Linked DNA regions of Homo sapiens: regions 1 and 3 are each linked to region 2. Evidence: chromatin contacts called from ENCODE Hi-C or POLR2A ChIA-PET data. All regions are on one chromosome and are shown on one strand. The core of a region is the stretch at or near the end of the contact, and the rest is flanking DNA. Distances in the headings are between cores, read along the strand shown.

The links. Hi-C counts contacts between places; a loop is a spot of excess contacts on that map. ChIA-PET counts read pairs that join two places held with the same protein, here RNA polymerase II (POLR2A). Pooled maps may share reads with other maps.
Region 1: a map of endothelial cell of hepatic sinusoid shows a loop between it and region 2 (4-fold over the local background). The contact joins the enhancer-like site here to the promoter of AKAP12 in region 2. A Hi-C loop is called at or near these places in 1 of 168 maps with a recorded cell type or tissue (endothelial cell of hepatic sinusoid) and 2 of 50 pooled maps. POLR2A ChIA-PET finds 5 or more read pairs at or near these places in 3 of 52 experiments (H1 and WTC11).
Region 3: a loop to region 2 is called in a map of sigmoid colon, with 3 times the contacts of the local background. The contact joins the enhancer-like site here to the promoter of AKAP12 in region 2. A Hi-C loop is called at or near these places in 1 of 168 maps with a recorded cell type or tissue (sigmoid colon) and 1 of 50 pooled maps. POLR2A ChIA-PET finds 5 or more read pairs at or near these places in 3 of 52 experiments (AG04449, H1 and WTC11).

Annotation. Positions count from the first base shown.
Region 1 is chr6:151,140,388-151,143,498 of GRCh38, reverse strand. All of the region lies in intron 1 of LOC124901432 (a long non-coding RNA gene), which reads left to right. Among named protein-coding and RNA genes, the nearest start is that of MIR12131, 39 kb to the right of the region's middle. Within about 2 kb of position 1,583, at least 6 of the 41 ENCODE cell types and tissues checked have a DNase peak (open chromatin) inside an H3K27ac peak, as active enhancers do.
Region 2 is chr6:151,238,390-151,241,522 of GRCh38, reverse strand. AKAP12 (A-kinase anchoring protein 12) reads right to left here and starts at 1,556. Exons shown (of 5, transcript NM_005100.4): 1 at 1,464-1,556; 2 at 799-1,139. The coding sequence starts at 960. RefSeq lists enhancers at 589-1,166, 1,244-1,753.
Region 3 is chr6:151,124,425-151,127,156 of GRCh38, reverse strand. The region is part of intron 3 of LOC124901432 (a long non-coding RNA gene); the gene reads left to right. Among named protein-coding and RNA genes, the nearest start is that of MIR12131, 23 kb to the right of the region's middle. Within about 2 kb of position 1,421, at least 4 of the 41 ENCODE cell types and tissues checked have a DNase peak (open chromatin) inside an H3K27ac peak, as active enhancers do.

The DNA of each region.
Region 1 (3,111 bases), core at 334-2,833, 98 kb after region 2:
TGTTCCCAGCAGAGTCCTGGCTTTGCTGGCTCCTTCTTCCTGCCGTCCTTTCCTCTACTGCCTGTTCTTTCTCTATCTCTGCACAAGCCTTGAATATGAGGGCAGCCCTGGATGCTTTTATGAAGGTGGTGATTAGTTTTTGTGTGTGTGTGGTTTTTTGTTTCGTTTTTTTGGAGGGGGGACAGTGTCTCACTCTGTTGCCCAGGCTGGAGTGCAGTGGCACAATCATGGCTCACTGCAACCTCCATCTCCTCGGTTCAAGGGATTCTCCTGCCTCAGCCTCCTATGTAGCTGGGACTAAAGGCACACACCATCATGCCCAGCTAATTTTTGTATTTTTCGTAGAGACAGGGTTTCACCATGTTGGCCCGGTTGGTCTTGAACTCCTGGCCTCAAGCAATCCACCCACCTCGCCCTCCCAAAGTGCTGGCATTACAGGCATGAGCCACCTTGCCTGGCCTGGTGATTAGTTATAGTTCTTACTTTATTTTCTCTCCCCACTCCCAGGAGCAGATGTCCTCCTCTGCCCCTGGATACTCAGAGCAGACTCTGTGGGGCCTGCGGGCCTGTCCCTCAGCAGACACAGCATTGGAGCAGAGCTGCTATGCCCCCCTCCTCCTACCTCATTCAGGCACCTGTTAGCTTGGTGATGTTTCAGTCTGTGGTTTCCATACTTTGGAGCGCATGAAAATGATCTGGGTGGCTTGTTAACCCTACAGTTTCCGCAGCTTCTCCTCTAGAGAGTCTGACTGAGTTAGGGTGACTGTCCATTTTATGAAACCCCAAGTGATTCTGACGCAGAACCCCTGAAGCCGGGTGTGGGCAGTTACATATGTGCACAACTGGACTCTGATTATTCCTCCTCTTCCCAGGTCAAATCTACATTCTATTGATCTTATCATCTTTTTTTTTTCTGAGATGGAGTCTCGTTTTATCGCCCAGGCTGGAGTGCAGTGGCAGGATCTTGGCTCACTGCAGCTCCGCCTCCCGGGTTCACACCATTCTCCTGCCTCAGCCTCCCGAGTAGCTGGGACTACAGGCGCCCGCCACCACACCCGGCTAATTTTTTGTATTTTTAGTAGAGATGGTGTTTCACCATGTTAGCCAGAATGGTCTCAATCTCCTGACCTCGTGATCCACCGGCCTCGGCCTCCCAAAGTGCTGGGATTACAGGCATGAACCACCGCGCCTGGCCTATCTTATTATCTTAACATTCCTCTACATTTGCAATGCAAGTGGTTGGATGAAGTTCAAGTCCTTAGTCTATATATATATACATATATATATGTATATATATGGTACATATTACATAAATATAAATAGGATGTCTGCATAATTGATTGGGATGCTCTAGTGAGTAATGGGAGACTATTAATAGCTATGCCAAAATGTAGGGCGTGGCCTGGCCCACCTGGACCCTGTCTGTATACAAACCCTCTGTGATCTGGCCTCCTTCCCTTCCCAGCCTCCACTGAAGGCACTCCTCCTGGGGCCATTCCTGGGACTACTGTAGATTCCAGCCTCCCCGCACTACTGGAAATTCCTTTAATCCTCCCACGCACACGCCCAGATTGTCTTAGGCTGTCCTGCCCCGTGTTCCCATAGGGCAATGCTATACACACCCACTGTGGCTTTATTTTTCTGTAATTATTTGCTTACTAGTCTCTTTCTTCTCCCAGTAGGCCGGAAGCTCCTTTAGGACAGGAACTAGATTACATTCTTTGCTATATTTAGAGCCTAACAGACTAGGAGGCTAAAGCAATCACTCAACAAAAGTTTGTTCTCATAAAACAAGGTACATGAAACCATTAAATACTCACCAAGGTTCATTCAAGAAATACTTACTGAGCACCCACTACCCGATACCCTGCTTAGTCCTGGGCATGCAGATAAAGAAGGTCCTGGTCCTCTGGGAGCTCTCTTTTCAGGCCTGAGTTACTCTTATCAAAGGTGTTTGCATTTAAAAGGAGAATGTCTATGCGCAGTGATGCCGTGATTGGAATCTCTCCAGCTTTGGCTTCTAGAGGGAAAGAAGAGACTGAATGGCTTTAGATAACTTTCATGTATTAAACTCTTTTTGTATGTTGGCAAAACAAAAATGGCTACAACAGCAAAAAAGGCAAGAGTTGGACAAAAGCAACATAGCCTTGCAGCTAAGCATGCCGCCTCTGCTGCCTGCCTGCCTGGCAGCAAGTCTGGGCCCTGCCATATTTTTCACAAGTGACTTAATCTTTCTGGGCTTCAGTTTTTGCATCTATAATATGGGGATGATGATGGTAACTTCTTCCTTGGGGATCATGTGAGTATTAAATGAGTAACTGTGCCCGGCACATAGTAAGTGCTCAATAAATATTACTGCCACTAGATGCGATGGTCCAAAGACTACATCTTTATCTGGTTCCTGCAGGGTCCCAAGCATGTAGAGTAGACTCCCCTTGGGTCGGCTTCAGGGGAGCCTCTGAAGCACCGTGTGTAGGCCAATCCCCTGTCTCTGTGATTTGGGCTGTTGTAGAGAAACATCTGTAGCCTTAGGACCAGCTGGGAACAGCTTTAGGTTTGGATAATGGCCATTTTCAAGTTTTCTCCCAACCAGAGCAATTTTGGCACTGAACTTGGGACAAAACCAATAGGAATACATCAGGGATTACAGGAATCCCTGTAATCAACAGGAATAAATCAACTTATTTCTGTTAAGAACAATCCCTCAAATCAACAGGAATATAGGGGGAGCTGGCATGGTGGGGAGAGTAACACCGAGAATGAAGACCCTCTTCACGTGGCATTTTTCAAAGATTAAAGAAACCTGTTTTTAAAATTTCTTTTGGGGCACCAATATTACATGCCAATCACTGTCAATCAACAATTATTAATTAACTCATAGTGCTTTGTACACATTTCTTCTTTCACACAGAGGGCAATAATAACTTTGACAGTAGAAACTCCCTTTAGTGGACAGGCTAAGTAGGGAATCCTGTTGTGTGAGCCGAATGTGCCCAAATGCCCTTGTTTTCTATTACTTGGGTTTAATTAAACCTAGATCTCTCTTATTAGGAAGAAACTTTAAAGTCGGAGCAGCGTATTCACCAAGTACAACGTGAGGGCTGGTGGAGA
Region 2 (3,133 bases), core at 307-2,806:
ACTGCGTCCAGGGAAGAGTACCCGGAATGCTCGTTACACTGACCCCATCCTTTGAGAACTTCTAGCCACTCTAGCGTGTGTTTGGCCAACTGAGTCTGCAGGCAAAGCGCTGAGCGAACGCGAGGGCGCTGGCTGGTTTGCGAAACCTGTCATTCCTTCTGGAAACGCAGCGCCTGCCCAGGTTTTTCCTGGCTCTGAGCGAGCTACACCCCAGGCTTTCTCTGCCTCGGGAAGGCGGTGCCTGCTCGGGCCGCTGCCGCAGGAGGACTGGGTACCAAACCCGCTCGCTCCAGGCACCGCTGGCATCCAGGGCGGTACGCGACGGGGAACCCGAGGGTGGCTGGGCTCCCCGGCGGGCTCCACCACGAGTCCTGGCCTCACAGCTGACTTTCCGCATCTCGGAGCTCCGGAGGCCCGGCCCGGGGTCCATTCTCCACGGATCCCCCTCCGCGCAGCTCCTCCGCCTCGGGCTGCATGGCTCCCACCGGAAGAGTGCGCAGAAAGGCTCAGCCGCCGTGGGCAGGGCGCGGGTTTTATTATTGCGCATGGCGCAGTCGCCTCCCCTGGAGACCCGCGACAAAGATGCAAGCCCCCCGCCGCGCTCGCCGCTGCTCTGGCCCCGCCCCGGCGCGAAAGACCCTGAAAAGCCTCCAAAGAGGGGTTCGCACTCCTGAGTTTGCAGATGCGGCTGGATGGGCTGGGAAGTTCTCTCGGCGGAAATCGGAGGGACCCCCCCACCCCCACCCCCACCCCCAAAGACCCGCGCCTCCCGGCGCAGGTGGCCCGGCACGCCCGTACCTTGGTGGCGGGGTCCGAGGCAGCGATGGCGGGGTCCGCGGTGGTGTCTGGCGCCGCCTCGGCCGAGGGGCCGCCGCCGCTGGGCTCGGGCTCAGCCGGCGTGGAGCTCCCCTCGGGCGGCTGCTCCGGGCTGCGCTGCTCGGTGGAGCTCCCGGCGCCCATGGCTCCTCCGCACTTCTCCCGCGCCTAGCCGCCGGGTTACGCCTTCCCCAAGCCGCAGGGACAGGGGCAAGAGCCAAAAGACGCGCGCCCGCGAGGTCCCGAGAGCGCCTTCCTTCGCCGCCAGCCGACTGCGAACGCGCCCAGCCTGCGAATGAAGGAGACGCGCTCGCGGCAAACTCCTTAAAAGAAAAGGAAAAAAAAAAAAAGGCCACCTCTTAGCCTCCGCCCCCCTCCCCCCGGTTTTTCCCTCGCTTCATCACATGAGCACAGCCCCAGACACGCCCTGCAGCAGCATCTGCCCCCAGGCTGCCGGGACCAGAGGCGCTGCGACGCGCCAGCCCAGGTCCAGGCAGCCGCCCACCCGGCCCTCGGGCGCCTCCCGTTTCTAACAGGGCGACTAGAGCTGCGGGGACGACCCAGGGCCTCAGAAGGCAAGAGAGCAGGGGAGCAAAAAGCCTGCCGGGGACACTGGATTCTCTGGGGTTTATTAAATGATGGATCACCCAAGGCAGGAGCTTCTGCTGCAGCCGACTTTCAGCTCGCCCAGGAGCGAGTCCGAGTCCCCATTTGCTTTCCTGCAGATTGTGTTTAACTCCAAACATTTGTTCCAGCCTCCTCCCCATTAGCAGGAGAAAGGCAAGCGCTCCCTGGCTCCTCCTGAGTCCGACCATATTTGGGCACCTCACGTGGCAAGAGCAGGGAACCGAGAGGTTAACGCAGTCAGGCCACGGATGAGGTGGGCCACGCAGGCCCACGCTCTCCTATCCTCCGGAACAAGTGATGTCAGGCGATGCCATCAGCAGTGCTAGCCGCCCCCCTTCCCCCGGGGAACGGGGGGAAATGAGGCTGTTACCGGAAATGTGCCCGTCCTTCTTTGAGGGCCTGTGCTGGAAGTTACCCATCCAGGCCACCTCTGCTCCGCGCGATGCCGACACATGACAGCATAGATCTGTTCCTTTGCCGTCAGCCTTTCTCAAAAGATGAAGACTTTAAATAATACCAGCACAAGTGGCTTGCATCCTTTCATTTCCGACCCTTGAATATAATATGTATTACATGAGCATGGCAGCCAATCAATAAGTATTTGAACTAAATTAAATTTGTAGCTGGATTGCTTGGCGCAAAGCATTAAGGCTTTGGGGCTGAAAGACAAAATTTATTCCAGTTGTAACTAGCAACCGAGTGCCCCAGTTTTCACAAATACTTTGAATCTCCATTAAGAATGAAGAAACCAGCCTGGTTAACATAGCGAGACCTTGTCTCTACAAAAAATAAAAAAATTAGCCAGGCGCAGTGGTGCACCTGTAGTCCTAGCTACTCAGGAGGCTGGGGACGCTGGGGTAGAAGGATGACTTCAGCCCAGGAATTCGAGGCTGCAGTGAGCTATGACTGTGCCTCTGCACTCCATCCTAGTCGACAGAGCAAGATTCTGTCAAAAAAAAAAAAGAAAGAAAGAAGGAAGAAACTTTCGGAATATTCACACCAAATTCCAGATAAATATCTCATACTCAGATTTAGTACAATTTTGTAGAAAGGGTGTAAGCAGTAGTTCAGCACTAGGATGTTTCATGCCTAATGAATTGCATGAATCGAATGGTACCCTGGGAACCATAGGTTAGTTACTCACCATCAAATTTGTTTTCTGAATTAATTTTTTTTCTTTTTCTTTTTTTGAGACAAGGTCTCGCTGTGTTGCCCAGGCTAGTGTTGAACTCCTGAGCTCAAGCGATCCTCCTGCCTTGGCCTCTCAAAGTGCTGGGATTATAGGTGTGAACCACCACACTGGGCCTGTTTTCTGAATTAATTATTTTTATTTAAAGGACTACACGAAGGCCAATTTCTCTGGAGTTTATCTCTTAAGAAACAGTATATTTGCAAAATGCTTAGTTTTAGGAATTTATACACATTTCCCCCATTTTGACTTAAATTTTGACTATTTAGGAAACATTAGAATTCTTACTCTGTACCAGGCACTGTTCAATGCACTTTACATAATAATCTTTACAATAACCCCATGGGATAGATAGTATTATTCTCATTTTACCATTGGCAGGAGGGGGAGGAGTAGGCCCGGAGAAATTAAATTGTGTGCTTCAGGTTTCACAGCCAGGAGTTGGAAGAGCAGGAAGTCCAACTGGCATCTGCTTTCAGGGTCCACGCTTCACCACCGCAT
Region 3 (2,732 bases), core at 172-2,671, 110 kb after region 2:
GCAGGTGGATTGCTTGAGTCCAGGAATTCAAGACCAGCGTGGGCAACATGGCAAGGCCTTGTCTCTACAAAAACAATACAAAAATCAGCTGGGCATGGTGGCGTACACCTGTAGTCCCAGCTACTCAGGAGGCTGAGGTGGGAGGATTGCTTGAGCCCAGGGAGGTCAAGGCTGCAGTGAGTCGTGATCATGCCACTGCACTCTGGCCTGGGTGACAAAGTGAGACCCTGTCTCAAAAAAACAAAAGAAAAGAAAAATGATAACAACAAAAAAACCCAGAAAGAAGTAACAAAAGCACTACTGTTTCATCTCTGTATTTTTACTTTCTGGTAGTTGAAAGAGAAGAAATTGTTGGCCAAAATAATATACATACATATATCCTTAGATCTATATCTATGTCTATCTATAACTATATCTATAGTCATATAGTCATTTGTATTAGAAGATACAGCTCCTGAACTTTATTGCTCTTTAGATACTGATCCATATGAGATTCAGAAGAGACCAGGTAATGCATTTCAGGTTTATTTGTGATGAATATATAGCACCGAGCTTCAGGAACTGATTTGCTTCTCATGCGCATTGGTACTAGTCTGACTGTCATCACTCTGTGACATCGGTCCTCTCTGAAGGACCAAGAGCTCCCCTTCTCTCCTCATTGCTTTAGGCCTGACCTTTACTGAGATCCCCCTCCTAATAGTCTGTAGTCTACGACAGATTGGCAAAGTAAACTTTGGCCATTTCTATGTTTGTTTTTTTCTGCACTGGCAAGAAACAGTCACTGAACATTGATTTATTGAGTATAATTTGTCTGTGTTTTAAAAGTTTAGAAATGTGTTCTTTGGACTACACACTTGGCCTAAAACACCCAGTGGATTACCACACATATACCCCCACCACTTGCCCTACGTCACCAATGGTAGGGTGGCCACATCCACTGTTTACAAGGATCTATTGTTTAGGACTGAGTCATTAGCACAATCCTGTCTTCCTAGGCTTATTAGAGAAATCGAAGACAGGATATTTGAATTGAAAGGTACCTACAAATCCATCTTCTTTGCCACTGATTGATTGAATCCCTTTCATACTGTTTCTTGAGGATGGTCAATCAGTCTTGCTTAAGAACTTCCCCCAGGAGGAAAATCACTATTTACAGATTCCCCAGCCCCTTGCATTGCTAACAGTTTGTATCATGAGAAAGTTCTCGCCCATAGAGTTGCTCTCTCGTTAATAGTCACCTCTTCTTAAAGCAACAAGGCCAGTTTTGAGGAATCTCTTTGTGCCCCTTTTCAGTAGTAGATCAGGGTTTGCACTTCAAAGGATATCGTGGGTGTCTTTTTATGAGTCAAAGGCTTATCATCTTTATTGCAGATCAGTAACAAGGCAGGTTTCTGGAATGTGTATATGGTTTCCGTATAAACAGTCCCCAAACTCATGTATCAACCTGACAAAGTCTAGACTCAAGAGTTTGTTTCAGGAAGAAAAAAAAGAGCCAGCCATGATAGAAAGAATCGCAAGCCTATAAATTGTGCTGAAGTGTGTTTATATAACTAGATTAGAGTTTAAATAAAGCAATTCAACGGTAAACTAAACTACAAGTCCTAGTGGTAAAAGCAACCTCTGAAGAGTCAGTGGAACAGACAGGTTACACTTGTTTTGATTGTGCACACAAGGGAATACTGATTTCCAAACGGATGGCTAGCACCTCAGGACACTGCTTCCAGAGGGCAGTTTTCATCATTGTCATTCTCATTTTGAGAAACTGAAGTTCAAAGAGATGGGTGACTGCCCTAAGTCAGACAGAGCCCTTATTTCAAGGGCCAGGGATACCTATGACCCCTCTGACCTAATCCAGGTGACAATTTACAGCTGATTCATATGACCCTGGTGACTCAAGCCAGTACCCCAAAGCTATTTCCCATTTAATGAGACAAAAATCTCACCTGAGAGTGCCATACTAGCTGTGAATTTTCATCAGATTCTTAGAGATGCCTGCGACTTTCTGCCTTCTCCTCCCATCAATATTTAGAACTCTTGAATCATAGTTCAACTATCAATCAAGTTTTCTAGAGAACCAGGGATATAATTTGCTCAGTGATTTTGGCTTATGCTAAGGGTTAAGTCAGTCAGAAAAGAAAAACAGAGGGACCAAAGTAATATATTCAAGCAATATACTCAAAACCAGTCGAAGAAGAAGCTGAAGGAGGAAGTTTGTGGGGTTTATTTTTATTTATTTATTTATTTATTTGAGACGGAGTCTTGCCCTTCGCCCAGGCTGGAGTGCAGTGGTGCAATCTCAGCTCACTGTAAGCTCCACCTCCCGGGTTCACTCCATTCTCCTGCCTCAGCCTCCCGAGTAGCTGGGATTACAGGTGCCCGCCACCATGCCCGGCTAATTTTTTGTATTTTTAGTAGAGGCAGGGTTTCACCATGTTAGCCAGGATGGTCTCGATTTCCTGACCTTGTGATCTGCCTGCCTTGGCCTCCCAAAGTGCTGGGATTACAGGCGTGAGCCACCACGCCCGACCGCTTGTGGGGTTTATAAGCAAAATCAATGCTTTATAAAATTGTATAGCCATGTGTTAAGTAAGTGTAATTTTAAGGCAAACTGCTTTATACTGTATGTGTACGGTTACAGATACAAAACTATACAATCATATATCACTTAATGACAGGGATATGTTCGGAGAAACACATCGCTAGGCATTTCTGTGCAAACACCGTAGGATGTA